Linked DNA regions of Homo sapiens: region 2 is linked to region 1. Evidence: chromatin loops called from intact Hi-C (ENCODE). Cell type or tissue: endothelial cell of umbilical vein. All regions are shown on one strand. Each heading gives the region's core, and the rest is flanking DNA. Links, peaks and the distances in the headings are about the cores only. Region 1 overlaps AGMO (alkylglycerol monooxygenase). Region 2 has its middle 11 kb from the start of AGMO.

Region 1 (9,292 bases), core at 798-8,797:
CACAATAAGTAGATTTTATAAGCCAGGAGTTGATGAGTTCAATTTTAGATATGCTAAAATTGAGGTATCAGACCTCCAAGTGGAAATGTCAATGAGGAAGTTGGATCTAAGACTGGTGTTTAGGGAAGAGATTCAGACTGGAGATATAAACTTGTACATCTTTAGCATATTGGTGGTATTAAAAGCTTTGAGAGAGATTGAGATCCAAAGAAATGGGTCTGGAGGAAGAAGACACTCCAAAAGTTTAGCCCTGTTGTTTTCCATTATTTAGTGTTTGGGGGTCATAGGAGGAACCAGCAAATTAGACTAGGGAAGCAGCATAAAAATATCACAGAAGGGTGGTGGCGTGAAGTCCTGAAAGAGAGTGAAGAAAGTGTTTCAAGGAGAAGATAATGATCTTTTGTGTCAAATACTGAAGAGAGATTCCTCCTTTAGCAATGGTTTCCTCTTAGAGGTCAATTAAAACTCTTGGATGAAAAATAAAAACTGTCTTGCTAGCTTCAGAGAGATGCCAAAATAGTGAGAGATCTCCAAGCCCAATCTTGAAAACAATAAGGACAGAAAATTAAGGTAGCTTTCCAACCCACATTTATTGTGTGGCCACTGGCAAGCCTGCAGAAACAGCCATGGAAATAAGTAGTGATCCTGATTGTCTTGGGGGACAAGAGAGTAGGAGTAAAAGCTCAGGGTCTGCCTTGATGGGGACTTGACAAAGGTAAGGGTCAAAAAGTTATAAATCCACCACCTCACCCACACTCCCACCAGAATGTGAAGAAAATATTGTCTTGATTCTGGGGAAATAGAAGAAATAAAGAAAGAAAAAACAGAAATAGCCTCAGAGAGTTTGTAAATCAAACACCAGCCCGAACAGATAATTATAGTCAAAATCCACAATGCCAGGTGTATCCACAACATTTTGTGGTTTAAAGTTGTGCTATAGGTATCTGATAAAAACTGAAGTAAAAGCCCCTGGGAAAATAGTAATGTTCGTCTATGTCTCAATTATTTTTTCAATAGCAATGACCATCACATATCAAAGAACATCAGGCACACAAACAGACAAGCAATTATGCTTGACAATCAGCAAAAACAAAAGAAAAATGAAACTCAACTGCAGATTTCAATAGTATCAGACACAGATTATGAAACAACTATGTGTAATACCTTTAAGGAAATAAAGGCAATCTCACAAGTAATTAGATTACAAAAACAATTTTAAGTGACATGCAAATTTGCAAAAGAAATAATTTCTGGAGATGAGAATTATGAAAATGGAATTGAGTACTCAGATCTGATAACAGATTATAAAGCAGAAGAGAACATTACTCAATAGTAGATTGAAAGAAACTATACAAAATATAGTAGGAAAAAGGAAAAAGGAAAAAAAAGATAGCAAACATAGAGAATAAAGTGCGGTTTCATGTATATTGAATAGTACTTGGAGCCAATGCTAACATTACTCCAAAGAATTATAGGGAAATAAAAATACATTGAAATAGAAAAATTTCTAGAAAATATTATCTGAGAATACCAATCCATATAGTAAATAGCAAGCAATTTACTAAGTGACAATATGTGAGACACTCCAAATAGTCAATTCAACTAAATATGTAGGCAAACCTCTAGTTGACATACTTATCAATTGAAAAAGGAGTATCAGACTTTAGGCCGGGCATAGTGGTTCACGCCTGTAATCTCAGCACTTTGGGAGGCCGAGGAGGGTGGATTGATTGAGCTCAGGAGTTCGAGACCAGCCTGGGCAACAGGATGAAACCCCGACTCAACAAAAAACAGAAACATTAGCCAGGCATGGTGGTATTCGCCTGTGGTCCCAGCTACTTGAAAAGCTGAGGCAGGAGGATCACTTGAGCCCTGGGAGGTGGAGGTTGGTGCCGTGTTGGCGCCTCTGCACTCCAGCCTGGGTAACAGAGTGAGATCATGTCTAAATAATGATAATAATAAATTTTAAAAAAGAAATATCAGACATCATCATTAGTGTTGTATGACAGAGATCAGTGCTTGCTATTTTATTTTAGAAGATGACACAAGAGGTTAGTACAATTAAAGAGTTGTAACTGTTGTATCAGTCTCAAATTGCAACATTTGTATGAGTGATACCATTCTGCTACAAAAGAAGTCATAGTTATCTTATTAAAATTATTTTGTATGTTCATTTTCTTTTCTCTTCTCTTTCTTTTTTTTTTTTGTGTGTATTCTCTTGGCTTAAAGAACAGAATGTATTTCCCCATGATTCTGGAGACAGTAAGTCCCAGACTAAGGTGTCTGGTGGGCTGGTTTCCTTAAGAGGCTTCTCTCCTTGGCCAGTGGATGGCTGCCTTCTCTGTCTGCCTTTATGTGGTCTTTGTTCTATACATGTGGATGTCTGTGTCCAAATTTCCTCTTTTTTGTTTTGTAAGTTAATTAAAAAGAATTTCAGCTTTGCTGAAGTATAATTGACAAATAAAACTATATATTCAACATGTTCCATGTACAATGAAACATGTATACTTTGTGAAATGATTAGCACATCAAGTTAATCAGCGTGTGCATTACCTCACATAGTTACTTTTGGGGGATGGGAATACTTAAGATCTATTCTCTTAGCAAATTTCAAGTATACAATACAGTACTTTGTCTATAGTCACCAGGCTGTACATTAGGTCTCCTGAACTTATCCATCTTATAAGTCCAAGTTTGTGCCCTTTGCCCATCATCTCCCCATTCCTCTGCCCTCCAGCTCCTAATAACCACCACTCTATCCTTTGTTTCTTTCTACAGCAGGTCCCCAAAGAAAGTTGTTTTGTTCAAAGTCATTTTGTTATAATGTTGATGAGAAAAAAAATTGATTCCTGGCCAGGAGCAGTGTCTGTGAGGAGTTTGCATGTTTTTCCCACATCAGTGTGGGTTTTTTACAGGTACTTTGCTTTCATACTACGTATAAAAGATGTGCTCATTAGGTTCACTGGCATGTCTACATGGTCCTGCATGAGTGCATGTGGGTGGGTGTGTGAGTGCCCTGTGATAGGATGGCACCTTGTGCAAGGCTGGTTCCTGCCTTGTGCCCTGAGCTGCCAGGATGAGCTCCAACCACCCATGATACTGAACTGGAGTAAGTGGGTGAACACGATCTTACTTTTTACTATTAGTCTTTCTTAAATGTATGTATAGTTCACATTTATGTCAATGTTTAACATTAGAAGTGTTGTGTATCTTTTTTTAGAAGTTTGGTGATGTTTTTGTGACCAGAAATAAGCCATAGGAACTTGTTTATATTATCATATAATATAAACATTATATTATATATTTATACATATATACATAAACATATATTATATGTTATATTTATAACATTAACATTATATTATAATATAAACTCTTGTTTATATTAATCAGCCTGTAATAAAATGTTTCCTTATGCATAATTTTGCTTGAAGTCTCAGTTTCCAAGAAACTGTCAATAACGTTAAGTAGAGACTTAACAGTTTTTGATGTATTTAGATTCCACATGTGAGATGATGCAGTATTTTTCTTTCTGTGGCTTATTTCAAATAGTGTTAATATCCTCCAGGTTCATCTACGTTGTTGTAAACAGAAAGATCTCCTTTTGTAAGACTGAATAATTTTCTATGTTATATATGTCATATATATCACATATATGACATATATATATGATATATATAGATATATATATGACAGCATCTCACAGTATCTTTATTCGTTTACCCATAAACAGATGCTTAGGGCCAGGTGCAGTTGCTCATGTCAGTAATCTCAGCACTTTGGGAGGTGGAGACGAGAGGATTGTTTGAGCCCAGGAGTTCAAAATTAGCCTGGGCAACATGGCACCATCCTGTCTGTACTAAAAACAAAACAAAACAAAAAAAACTTAGCTAGGCATGGTGGTGCATGCCTATAGTCCTAGCTACTAGGGAGGCAGAAGTGGGAGGATCACTTGAGCCTCGGAGGTGGAGGCTGCAGTGAGACATGTTCACACCATTGTGCTTCAGCCTGAGAGACAGAGTGAGACCCTATCTCAAAAACAAAACAAAAGATGCTTAGGTTGTTTCTATATCTTGTCTCTTTGACATAATGCTGCAATTAACATGGTACTGCTGATCTCTTCCCTATACTGGTTTTATTTCCTTTTGATATGTTAACCAGAAGAAGGGTTGCTGTATCATGTGGTAGTTCTACCTGTAATATTTTGAGAAAATTCCATACTTTTCTATAATGGCTGTACCAATTTACATTCTCACTCACAGTGTACTAGGGTTCCCTTTTCTCCACACGCCCCAATACTTGTTATCTACTGCCTTTTAAAAATATATATACTGGCCATCCTAACAAGTGTAAGGTGATAGCTCATTGCATTTTTGATTTTACCTGATGATTAGTAATGTTGAGCACCTTGTCACATACCTGATGGATATTTGTATGTCTTCTTTGGAAAAGAAGTCTATTCAGGTCCTTTGCCCATTTTTTAATCAGGTCATTTGGATTTTTTTACTGATGAGTAGTTTCTCCTATATCTTGGGTCATATACCTTTTATTAGATAGATGATTTGCTTTGAATCTGTAGAATGCCTTTTCATTTTGTTGATTGCAGTGAAGAAGCACTTCAGTTTGATATAGTCTATTTGTTTATTTTTACTATTGTTTCCTGAGCTTTTAGTGTCATATCAAGAAAAAAAATTTCCAAGGTCAATGTTAAGGAACTTTCCCCATATGTTTTCTTCTGGTATTTTTACAGTTTCAAGTCTTAAATTCAAGTTTTTAAGTCATCTTAAATTGATATTTTTGTGTACTGTGTAAGATAATTGTCCAGTTTCATTTTTATTTTTTTTTTTGCATGTGGGTCTACAGTTCTCACAACATCATTTATTAAAGAGACTGTTCTTTCCCCATTGTGTATTTTTGGTGTTGTTGAAAATTAGTTAACCATATATGCTTAGGTTTATATCTGAGGTCTGTGTTCTGTTCTATTGGTTTGGGTGTATGGTTTTATACCAGTACCATAGTGTAACATTTCCTTTTCTCAATGTAGTATCTAATTATTTGCTCTTAATTATATTACTTAGTCTTCCAGAGTCTCCCTTTTTAAATCTAAAAATTAGAAACAACACTACTGGTTCCTTTTACCTGATTGCATAGCTGTGAGCCTGAAAGGCAGTAATTTGTGCCAGAATTTTAAGGGCTGTAGAATTGTAAGGGATAGTTTCCAAATAAGCAAAGTTGGTTTGTCAATTTTTAGCATTTTTGACTAAATTTCTTTTTGTTACTTACCCATGTTCTTAAAATAAACTAAATTATGTAGAAAGCATGACATACATTTAATTACATTCACCTGAATGGAATGTATTATGGTATATTTTTATGTGTTAAATATCCATACATTATTATTTACATGACTTAAACAGAATGTGGCAAAAGATATGGTTAGGTTTTTTTTTCCCCTCTCTAAATGTTAAAAAAACTTTTTTTTTTTTCTATACGAAGTTAAAGCTAGTACAGGTGAGGGATGAGAAGTGGACTATCTCCCACTGTGCGCAGTGTACAGAGGCTGTCTTGTGCGAGCATTCTTATTGGTGAACTTTCCCTGGCATCTGTTTCTCTTGTGGACTAGATTGAATTCAATTGGTGTTGTCATATTCTTATCTCTTTATACACTTTTTAGTTCCCTGCATATGTTTATTACCCACTTCCTAACAGAACATGTTATGAATATGAAAGAGGGTTTTTATTGCAGGGAGCAGCTTCCTCAAACAAATTCATTTCAATAGTTCCACTGTTTATGAAAACAAACAACCCACTATAGCCTCCGATTTTCTAAAGAATCAGTTACTTTACAGATGTCAACTTGCATCCATGATTCATCGCAGCTGAATGTAAGTTATTGTTTTTACTACATCCCAGACAATGCAAGGATCACAAAATAATTCCATTAATTCTTCTAAGTTTTGGTCATTTTTTGTTAGATATTTTAATTTTATGTATATTTCAACCTCACAAGTATTATTATTTTAAACAATATTCATTTAGATTTACCTGCTTGCATTTTCTAGGGACTAATTTTTTTCCCTGCATTATTTCGTGCTCATCTGGAATAATTTTCCTCTCCGGAAACTCCCTTTTGGTGCTATTTTAAGTGCAGATATGCGGGTAACAAATTCTTTCAACTTTTCCTTGTTTGAAAATCTCATTTTATTTCCATTTTAAATTTTATTACGGTACATTTTTAACAATGACAAAAGTGAGCACTTGAGAGTCATCACCCATCCCAGCAGTCATCACCTCAGGACCTATCCCACCCCTTTCATATCCACATCCACACCCACAAAATTAGTGTGAAGCAAACCTCAGACATGGTATCAGTGCATTCACTTGATCTGTGAATAGTTTACTGTAATATCTATCTAATATGCTTTTTTGTTCCTTTTTAAAAATTCTTTTTTTAACATATCCACTTGACTGATCTGTAAAAATGTTTAAAAAACATTTCTTAATATCATCAACTAGTTATTCAGTGTTAAAACTTACCACTGTGTCATAAATGTCTTAAAATTCTTGTGGCTTAGTTTTTAAATAAGGATGCAGTAAAGTTATGACGCTGCAATTTTTACCTTATTTGTTAAATTTATTTTAAACCATAAGTTCCATTTCCATTTCCTTGTAATTTATTTGTTGAAGGCATCGTGTCTCTCTTCCACCCACATCCAGCTATCTAGGTTTTGTTGATCCTTCCCTGTGGTATAGCTAAACATATGCCTCTGTCCTACGTAATTCCTATGAATTCTTGGTAGGTTCTAGAGGCTGGATAAGATTCAAGTTTGACTTTGTGGACAAGATAAATTGAGCCGTAGTGTTGTTTTCTTTCCTCAGGGGGGTCATACTGTTGTGCATTCCTTTTTTTGCAATGTTAGTATTGATATTCATGCTACCCATCCCTATGTTGATAATTTTCCAGTCATTGTGGCTTTCTGAAGCTTGTTCTTTAGTAGATTCCACTGAGAACAATATTTCTTGAGTTTGTATATGCTGATAGCACTTTGTCCTTGACTTTTGTAGCAGTTTGTACTTGGAAGTCAGAATGGCTGCATATAAAATCCTTGGCTCACACTTTCCTTAACTATCATAAATATGTTATTCCTTTCCTTTTTCTTTGTTTCTTTTTTAAAAAATAAAGCACCATTGTCAATAGAATGATGGAAATTTTATTTCCTTTTCTTTTTAAATGACCCAGCCAGATCTTTGGTACATGAGACCACAATTCTTTTTTCTTGCTCATTTTAGGAAAAATTAATTTTCTTTAACTTTGGGAGAAAGGGGTATGGTGGGGTAGCTCTCTAAGTCTCACAGCATTAGAGCTCTTTTTTGTTGTTTTTAGGGACTCTCTGTCTCTCTCTCTCTGTGTGTCTGTGTGTGTATTTACCTCATCTCACACTTTCTGAGATCTGGCTCTATATTTTGTCCCACTTTTATCTGAATCTTCCATTTCCTATGTGCTGTAGCAGTTTCTGCATCTACAGTGGTATTGGAGTTAATATGCAGATGAAGAAGACTATTTCAGGTACAATAGAATTGCCAAATAATATTTGAGAAACTTGGCTTTATTTTTGTTCTTGTTACACAAACAAAGATATAAAAGAAAATACTGAATTGAGTTTCAAAACAAAAACAGTCATAAACACACATATAGTATGAGGAATAGTTATCTATCAGGGAGTAATTGTCCTCCAGGAATAATGCCGATGTATGGAATAAAGACAAACGAATGTTAGTATCATAAACACATAGAGGGCAAGTGCTGTACTGTTTATGAGCATGGCCTCTGCAACTTGACCCTTGGGGTTTGAATTTCTGCTCTGTCATTTAGAATCTGTGTAACTCGAGCCAGTTTCTTAACTTACCTCTGCCTCAGTTTCCTTATTTGTAAAAAAAAAGTAATAGTAATTAGAAAGGTAGATAATGCATATCATTTACATTCAGTTTCTGGCACAGAGTAAATGCTCAATTATGAAAACTTTACTCAGTGTATCTTTGGAGGTTTTGAGCAATATTCAAGTATCTGAGTTCAAAGTCTGTTTCCAAGTAAATTGAATAATTTGACTCTACTTTTGAATGTTAATAAAAATAAGGGAAATCACTGTTCAAATGTAAATGAATGTTCTTTCTAGGTAGTTTTGAATTTTATGAGATCAAAATTGTATTTTCTGGTTCTTTTCTAAATTTGCCACTGTGGTTGTCTAAACTTTGGCAAATTGCCAATTATGTAGGTGAACTCTTCATTTTAAAGTACTGAATTTTGGATCATGCTGAAACTATTAAACTTTAAAAAGTCATCAGAAGACTCATCTGATAGTAATTTTTGTTTTACTTTTTTTCTTAAAAACAGAAATACAGAGTCTATTTGGATTTCTTAGACTCTGTTATTAATAATTTAAACAAGGAAAATATTTTTCAAAAATTATGAAGAAACAGAAATTATCCAAAATATTTTAAAATTATGTCTGCATGGGAATTTAACATTAGTTTGTTTTTTTCAGAAGTAGTCACACTTGTTATGTTCATGTTATGTTCTCTTTGTCCCCAAGAACAAAAACTCAAGACTTTTCACAACTGTGTAACAAAAAGTAGAGGCCAATGCTTATTTTTGTTTATTTTAATAATAGGAAACGAATCGAAGGGAGAGTGACACAGACTTTGTGTTCATTAGAATGATATAGGAATAACATCTCCCTGCTTGGTTGAGTGGCAAGGAGTAGTTTTAGTTGTATGCCTGAGTACGCACAGATTTCTCTAAATTCTCCTGCCTTGTTGACTGCATTTCAACCAGACAGACACGTTTTAGCTTTGGATTCTCTTACATGAATACAAGGTCTCCGTCTCATCCTACCTTGGCTATATGGCCCATCATCTATACTACTCATAAATCCTGAGGACCTTGAGAAGAACATAAAGTAAATAGCCTTAATTTCTTAATCCTGTTATTTTAAGTAAACATCATAGCTCTCTTTGTGAGTACAATGTAGTAATTCCATCTATTCGTATATCACTACATGAAAAAATGTAGTAGTTTGGCAATAGATGATTTGACTTGAAACGTGGATAAAATCAGAGGTACAGATTATTTTGGGGCAGCAAGCAAGTTTAATGCTGTACATAATAGTCATGAAATTAAAATTGGCATTACAAAATTGAAGACCTGGAGCACACAAGAATTCTAAAGAAAAAAATACTTCAAAGATGAAAGGGGAATGATTACTGATGATATTTTATAGTATGATAACTAATA
Region 2 (9,292 bases), core at 605-8,604, 63 kb before region 1:
TGCTCTCGAACTCCCGACCTCGAGCGATCCACCCACCTTGGCCTCCCAAAGTGCTGGGATTACAGGCATGAGTCACCGCACCCACCCTGTCCTTTTATTTTATGTGTGACACTTCAATGCCTCATTACCTTACAGCCCAGCCTTAAATCGCAATATAGTAAGTCCTTCTGTTATTGTGTAAATATTTTAATGGTGTAACTGATGAATCTGATACTCTCAAGTAATATAATATTTTAGAACTATCCTGATTTATACTTTAAACTCCTTTCTCCTTTCTTTCTTGAGTCTTTCCTGACCACAACACAAACTTCTTTCTCTCTCCTGAATTATTTTGTACCTCCTGTAATTACCATTCATTTAGCAATATACATATCGTTTTGTCTTGTTATCAAAGTTTCCAACATAAGAAGTTTGGAAACGACACCTTCACTCCTTAATGAAAAATAAACATCCTCAAGGGAGCAATTTTTAAAAAAATTCTGATGCATTTTACTCAATTCAGCTGAGACTACACACTATCAAAGAAACTAGACTTTATTTTAATATGTAAAAAATTCAAGTGAAATACTGAACCAGTTATAACAAATTTAGAACACCAGATTTTTTGCTAAGACTAATTCAACTTATCTAGAGAGATTGACAAAAAATTGATTTAAATTTGCTGGAAATTTAAACAAAGCTGGCAAACATTTGTTATATTAAAAGAATGTTGGGTAATATAAGGAAAGGGACAAAATAAAATACTAGTACAAATCAGGAATTTATTGATAGATTAAAAATAAAGTTCAGCACTGCTGTGTAGCTGTGCAAGGCCCAGTTGGTGGTTGAAACTCCTAGGGAGCTGGAACTTTCCAGATATACTTTCTTTACTGTTGGGCTTAGAGGTCTCTGCCCTAATGTAGGCATGATCTAGGTTCATGCTCCATCCTCCAAGCTGTGAATGCACACGGTAACTGGACATTATGCTGCTGTAGAGATAAGTATGGATGTTGTAAATCATATCATAGCATGACAATAAAAACTACAAAGTTGAAAAATCCTAGGAATTTATATGCTTCAAATATTCTCATTTGTTTCATGAATATAAACTTATATACTAAACTCTTTGATTATTTTTGTTGTATTTATTTATTTATTTATTTTGAGACAGGATCTCACTCTTTACCCAGGCTACAGTGTAGTGGCATGATCACCAATCACAGTCCGCTGCATCTTTGACCTCCTCAGGCTCAGGTGATTCTCCCACCTCAGCCTCCCGAGTAGCTGGGACTACAAGCATGTGCCACCACACCTAGATAATTTTTGTATTTTTCTGAAGATAGGGTTTCACCATGTTGCCCAGGCTGGTCTCAAACTCCTATACTCAAGAGATCTGCCTGCCTCAGCCTCCCAAAGTGCTGGGACTACAGGTGTGAGCCACCGCACCCAGCCTTAAGCAATTTGATTAAAAAGGAGACATCTACCTGGCAGTATCAGAAGTAGAATCTTCAAAGACTTGGAGATAGAATAGATGTGAATGTGGAGAGAATGAGAGGAATACGGATGCGTCCAGGCTCTAGAAAAGTGGCGACGTTCACAGAAGTAGAGATATAGGAAAGATATACAGTTTTGTTGATGGTAGTGTGAAAAGGGAGGCAAGGATGAACAAAAATGAGCTCAATAACGATGTGTTAAATTCTAAATACGTGTATAGTATCCAACTGGAGATATCCAGAAGTCAGTTGGTATTCAAAGAAGACAACTCTAAGTGGGGCATTACTTACACTGATTCATGAAGAAATGAGAAGGATCCAGGAATGCTAAGAGGTCAAGAAAAGTATTCTAGGCAGAGGTAAACATGAGCTTGAAGGTGCTGAGGTACATGGGGATATTGACAGTAGGATCACAAAGAGTGAAGTGAAAGGGTGGGAGGCATATAGTGAGGTTATGGCTGGGGTAAGAGAAACAGGAGCCAGGTCATGTTATAGCCTCAAATGTAGGTACAGTGGGCATGGGGGTGTGCATCACTTTACTCCAAAGGCCATGGATGCCAGTGGAGAATCATAAGGTAGAGAAAGGGTCGATATGATTCAGATGCTAAAAAGATTTTTCTAGTGGCTATCTGGCAGTGGATTCAAAGTGTGTTGGAGAGAAAGCAGAGAGGCAGAAGAGAAGGTAGAGAGTGGCTCAGAGGTGTGATGTATGATAGTGGTAGAAATGAAGAGAAAGCGTCCGATTTGAAGCAGCGGTTTGCAATAATTTTGTAACTGGAATTTACATTTTTTAAAAGATTCAACTCTGTGTAAGTGTATGTCTGTGACTGTGAAACAAAATCTTGTAAATAAAATTAATTTTATCACTGGTAAAACATAATAAAATTTTGGAATAATTTTATTATCTTCTTTCTGTTCTAATTTTTAAAAATTCTACTCATGACCCATTAAATTGATGTTATAACCCACTAGTAGGTTGTAATAGTATACTGACTTACCAGAAAAACTTACAGGTGTTAACGTTAAACTGAATATGGGAAGTAAGACAGTAGAAGCATCAAAGGAAACTCCCAGATACAGGCAGGGAAATCTGACAGAACAATTAAATAGTTCCCAGAAACTCAACACCGCAATGGGAACTTTTAGCAGGTTGTATAAGAAGCCTATGGATTGTGTGATGTATCTGTAATAAGTACAAATGAATGTGCTATGAACATGTGTGTGCTGGTATTTGCATGGGTATATGATTTCACTTTTCTTGGGTAAATATCTAAAAGCGGAATGACTTGATTATTTGGTAAATGTATGTTTAATTTCTTAAGAAGCTACCAAACAACTTTCCATAATGATTTGTACCATTTTTTTCATTCCTACCAACAGCTTATGATGGCTTCAGTTCCTCCACATCCTCACAAACACTTACTAGCATGTCTTTTTAATTTTACCTATTTTAATATGTGTGTAGTGTTTTTAATTTGCATTTCCCTAATGACTAAAGGCGTTGAGCATTTCTTTAGTATTTATTTGACATATGAATTTCTTTAGTACAGCATCTCTTCAAATCTTTTGCCCTTTTTTTAAAAAAATTGTTTTTGAGTTTAGCATTTTCAGCATTATTTATTCCAGATCCAAGTATTTTATTAAATATAGCATATGTAAACATTTTTCAGAGTTTACAGTTTACCTTTTTATTCTCAGAACAGTAACTTTCGACGAGTAGAATTTTTAAATTTTCATATAGTTCTGAGGGGGGAGGGAAGATGTGGAAGCTACGTGGCTTTGGATTTGTTTGTGTAAGTTATCCTCTATTATTCTGAAGAACATCCATGACTTAGGAAGTTGTTGTTCCCCGTCCCCACGCCCCACCCACTGGTTTAAAAAAAAAAAGCAACAAGCTGATCGTGAGGCATCCAATTCATTCCTTTGAACAGAGCAGGTGACGGTGACAGGCAATAATGTTCTAGTGCTGGCAATGAAGATGAACAGAAGATTTCTTTCAGACATTTCTGATTTCAGCTTAGACACAAGAATTCTTGACTAGGTGATGGCAACAATAGCACAGTGGTTCATGATGGGGCAAAGAAGTTACATATTGGAAGTCTATTGCAGCACAGTTCCTTACGCAGAATATTAAGTGCTAATAATCTTCCTCCAAGAAAAAGTCTAAAGTAAAAATCAGTATATCAATGTGTGTTTATTTTGGGAGATAATGCTTAAAATAAAAGTTAAAATAAATGAAAAATATATCAATTTGCTTGGATCATGAATTGGTGTCCTAAAAATCTTTAGTTGTTTTCCATTGTCATAGCCAGCAGTCTGGACCCACCAAATAATGGCTCTTCTTAACTACAATCTGTGCTGTTGTAAGGATAATAAAGATGTGTAGGTGTCTTCTGAGAAATGCCTATAAAATGAGGCACTATCTAACTAGAGAACTGCTATTTTTGTTCATCACATGATCTATTAGCTTACTAAATTTTCTACTTCATTACAAGAAGAGATGAAAACATTGTGTATCAACACACTTAATAAAGCTCAATGCTCACGCCTGTAATCCCAGCACTTTGGGAGGCTGAGGCGGGTGGATCATGAGGTCAGGAGATCGAGACCATCCTGGCTAACAAGGTGAAACCCCGTCTCTACTAAAAATACAAAAAATTAGCCGGGCGCGGTGGCGGGCGCCTGTAGTCCCAGCTACTCGGGAGGCTGAGGCAGGAGAATAGCGTGAACCCGGGAAGCGGAGCTTGCAGTGAGCCGAGATTGCGCCACTGCAGTCCGCAGTCCGGCCTGGGCGACAGAGCGAGACTCCTTCTCAAAAAAAAAAAAAAAAAAAAAAAAAAGCTCAATAAAACAAAGTGAAATAGATGATAAGATTTAGGCAAAAAAATATATGTATATATATATGTATATATGTGTGTGTATATATTTATGAGCAGGAATCACTGTGAATCCTGGAATGAGTTCAGCCTGTGCAATGATCTGAATGTTTGTGTCCCTTCCCCTCAAAATCAGTACGTTGAAATCCTAACACACAAACTGATTATATTAGGAGGTGGGGCCTTTGGAAGACGATTGTGTCATGAGGGTGGAGGCCACATGGTCGGGATTAGTGGCCTTACAAAAAAGGCCCCAGAGATCTCTTTTGCCTCTTCTGCCATGTGAGGGCACAGTGAAAAGATGATTATCTATGAACCCAGAAGCAGGATCTTACAAGACAACAAATTTGCAGGCATCTTGCTCTTGGACTTCAAGCTTCCAAAACTGTGAGAAATAAATTTCTGCTGTTTATAAGCCACCTAGTCTATGGTGTTCTCTTATAGCTGTCAGAACAGACTAAGACAGTATGCCGCCCTTTGAATTCTATACACTTAAGATTTATGTCACACATTTGACACTAAGTTACCTATTTAACCATCTGAAGTGGGAAACATGATTAGGTAAGTGATTCATAGCATCCACAAAATTAAATAACATAAATGTCGTTCAGGAGAAACACATTATTCTTGGTACTAAAACTAGAGAAACATTCTTAACCACATGTCCTAAAGAATGGTAAGAACTGGATTTAAGTCTATGATGAATTGTTTCAACTCTGTCTCATAAAAGAAGGTTCACAGGGCCTGTCACCAGCAGGCAGCAGTCCCTGTGATGAGTCCTTAGGTAAAGGACTGTGCCTGATCTGCTGCCATTATTAGAAACACAATCTGTGTGTAGTGTAAAACATGATGGAACCAATCTTTTCTTATTTGTTTTCAAACATAGACACATCTTTTATAATAATTTTTCCTCCAAGTCATGGACGTTAGTTATGATTACCAATATCAGTGTTATCTATTATTTCCTCAAAAGAGAAACAAGTCCTATAGACTTTCTAAGTTAGAGTAGCAACCCCAAGTCACGAATCAGGTAATTCGCACTTTTAGAGTCGTTCGCTGGTGATAGGTTAACAGGAACGCTGTAGTAAATTACAAATAAGAAACTGCAGGTTGAGCAAATTAAAATAAATTTGTATGCTGCTGGACTTCTTAGAACCTTTGAAATATCTACATATTTATCTCTGAAAGAAATACTCAGGAGATCTTCCACATTCTTTTATTCTGCACTGTGAATTTGGATTAATTCCAACACTGACTGACTCACGATCAATCCCATAAAGAGAATTACATAGATTCTGACACTGATATGTATGCAGCACTTTGAGTCGTTCTTTTGGCACTGACTACTGTTAAAATAACAATGAGATGTATTAGCTTGATGGGGTTTTAAAGAAATAACTTCTGAAATACTATTTGTTTTTTATGCTCTGACCTCAAGTGTATGCCATCAATTTGTTTAAAGATCATGTTCTACCTGATCTTTGCCTTCTAAGTCGTGGAAAGGACTTTGGCCAAAAGTAATAAAATCTGATCTGAGAAAATAGAGAGTGATTTAAGTTTCATATGCTGCTGTTTTCTAATGAAAAGTGTTAATACAAAAGATTCAAAGACTCTTAGAGACAATATTAAAATTTTGGCAACACACAACTAGATTCTTTAAAAAAGTGTCCTCAAAATATATGGGACTGTAGTAAAAGGGAAAATAATTAACTTTTTATTATGGAGATAATATTCTGTACAAATAATGTAGCCAATTAAATCAGAAAGGGAAAATAAAAAATAAAAATAAACCTGCACATATCAATTTCTGCAAGTCATGCAGAGAAACTGGAACTCTTGTAATAATGGAAATACTAAACACACACTTTGAAAAACAGTTTGGATATGTCTTAATATTAAAATATGTTTACCATACTATATATTACAATATGAACAGTATTCTCTAAAAATTACTTATATTATGAGATTATTTATAGTAATATGTAAATTATCATATATTATGTTTGCATTTGAACTCCAAAAATGGTCATGAAAATAAAATAAATATAATAGATCTGGTTTTCAAACTAAAAATGAGTATTATTTATTCATTTGAATATGATTGAAGTGAATACATGAAAATCATTCTTATGTTTGGCTTGTAATTAGTTTTGTCAGTACTTTTTCTTTTCATTGAGAATTCTATTTTGGGCTTTGAACTCCAGATTTATATATCAACCTGTGCAACCATCTCGACTTTGATGTCTACAGGCATCTCATATCATGCTTTAAGCCAAATCTTGCAGTTTGTCTATCACAGTAAATAACAACTTTATTCTTTCAGCAGGTTGAATCAAAGTCTTGAATTATTCATGTCTTCTCTCTTTTAATCTCATTCCCCACATCTGATCTCTTAGCAAACCTTATCAGCTCTACCTCTAATATGTTTTCACAATCACCCTTTCACTTTGACTCTTTCTGCTGCAACTATCCTAGTGAAAGTAAGCAAGATTTACCTGAACTATATCAACTATTTATGAAGAGTCCTCTGCTTCCAGCCTACCTCTCTAAAGTCCATTCTTCACAAAAAAAGCAAAATGATCATTTCATACAATGCATTGGACCATGTGACTCTTCTGTTCAAAACCCTCCAATGGTTTTCTGGATATATTAGTTAGGAGATTGTTAGCCGTTAGGTGAACAAGGTTCAAATAATAACAAATAAAACACAAAATACATTACAAATTTGGTATTTGCTCATATAATGACCTGATTGATGGGCTGCTCTTCTCTATGTAGTAACTCAGAGACTCAGACACCTAATTTGGGGCTTTGTCTTTTCATCATGTGGCTTCCAAATTTTACAAAGCTTGACCTCACATGACACATAGAGTATGAACTCTTCTATGTAAAATAATGTGCCTGAAAAAGACCCTAAATACAAGATGTTCATTAAAATATTGATGAGACTACAATCTGATTGGTGTGGTTATGAGTGCTTTTTTTCTTAAAAATCTTCTGCATTTTCTATATTTCTACAGTAAATATATATTATTTTATACTTTTAGAGATATAAACAAACTTTTTAAGATGATCATGTCAGTGTAGGTTTCCAGTCTAATTCCCAGTAAATGATTCTAATGACTAAAGAGAAAGACACGTGGAGAAGGAAAGGATTTCACCAGTTCAAGAGTACAGTCTAGCAAACCATATGTCCCCTCATTTGGAGAGTTAAAGTTTGGAAATATGGCAGCATCAAGCAGAACGTTAGGATTTCCTTTCTTGAATTCCCCTTGAAATGCATCTCTGTATGTTACTCTTAATCCTTGGTTGTAAGACAACCATTCAATGAACTACTTCTTCAACCCAGTTTCTTTAAAAAAAAAAAAAAAAAAGAAAAAAAAAGAGTTTCTTTCCTCTGCTGTAATGGATGAACCCTGTAATCTGCATGTGGTCAGTACTGGTGGGGAGAACTATGAGTGATATTGATACATTCTAATTGGAGTCATTTTGGCTTTGAGGGCCAATGACAGCTGAGGAGAAATTTACCATCCAAAGTGGGGGAGTTATAGCAATTGTTACAAGCTAGAAATGTCATGGATTGAGAATCTTTCTTCTAAACAAATTCTCATTTGTCACAATTGTCAATTTGTCCAAAAGCAAAAGCCATGTTTTCTGACTGGGTTACCCCAAACACTAGGCCTTGGACTTACCCCAGCTTCAACAAATACAAATTATAGGAAGATCTCAAATGGTACTTTTGTATGTTTATAGAAAGAGTAGAGGCCAAGGAGAACAAAATCAAAATAAGGAAAGCTGATACGTGCCATGGCAGCTCTAATTCACTGTAAAAGCCTGCTGGGATAGCTGGGGCTGCTGAGTGATAGCTCTATCCTCCACCATCTCATGCTGAACCGATAAGACAGACCTAAACTCCAAAGTGCCACGTATACCTGGAGTGGACCCAAGGACTATTCATCCACATCTTTTTTTGTTTTTTTGGTTGGGGGGAAAAGAAGCATAAAGAACCCGTACCCATCCACAATAAGACAAATTGGGAGTGAAGGAGGGGAAAGAGCTTATTAAAAGTTGATAAAGAACATGCTTTTGAGTATTATCTCCAGGAAACTAAGAATAATTTTAGGCAGAACTGTTGTATACACGCAAGTGAAATAGGAAAAAAAACTGAAGAAAAAATGAGGCCATATGATAAGAAATAAATACAAAAGGAAGACTGAGAGAGTTTAGGAAAACATTTAAGAAAACAAATAATGCCATTGTGAAATTTGAAGTAGACCCAGAAGGAAGATGAAAATAGCAAAAAAAAAAAAAAAAAAAAAAAAAAAAACACAGAAAAACAAAAAAAACTATACCCAAAGTATAGACTTAAGAAGACAATATCAGAAAATAAAAAGGAGATGAAAATGGACACAGACAATATAATGGATATGGTAGACAAATGGTATCTGGTAAACAGATAAATCTCATTTGTGAAGAAGTGTAAAAAAATCAATGGAACATAAATAATAGGCACAAACACAATGGCAGAAATTGCCCTAAAGCAAAGGAAGATTCAAATCTGAGGTTTAAGGACGCTCACCTCTTAAAAATATTCTACCCAAAATATAAAAAACTATAATGATTTAATTTCAAAGGCACAAAAATATTCTACAAGCACCCAGGAAGTAGAAATGAATGACTTTTTTTTTTAAGGCAAGTTGAACTCAGACTTAATATTATTTTGAAATATTAGATGCCAAAAGAAAAGGCAGATCTATAATTATAGAGGTTCTACCACTCTGGTTTTCTTACATAAACACTTCCCAGAAAAGCCTTTACATTTTTTACAATTTTATAAACATTGAAGCTAAGTGTTATATAAATAAGAGACTGTGATGAAGACTTTTTATAATTATTAAAGAGTGTTATGTCTTGTACTAATTATAGGTTTATTGCCTCTCATCT

The links. Peaks named below come from ENCODE experiments on the same cell type or tissue, not always from the same donor. Only the 100,000 strongest peaks of a DNase experiment are listed, where the experiment ranks them.
Region 2: a loop joins it to region 1, with 4 times the contacts of the local background. A loop is called at or near these places in 2 of 110 quality-filtered maps.

What each region holds. Positions count from the first base shown.
Region 1 is chr7:15,504,927-15,514,218 of GRCh38, reverse strand. The region is part of intron 3 of AGMO (alkylglycerol monooxygenase); the gene reads left to right. Among named protein-coding and RNA genes, the nearest start is that of AGMO, 52 kb to the left of the region's middle. In endothelial cell of umbilical vein, for the core only: no CTCF peak of the experiment used is centred there; a DNase peak (open chromatin) is centred at 5,768; H3K27ac peaks cover 2,615 bases.
Region 2 is chr7:15,568,039-15,577,330 of GRCh38, reverse strand. No RefSeq gene overlaps it. Among named protein-coding and RNA genes, the nearest start is that of AGMO, 11 kb to the right of the region's middle. In endothelial cell of umbilical vein, for the core only: no CTCF peak of the experiment used is centred there; a DNase peak (open chromatin) is centred at 5,600.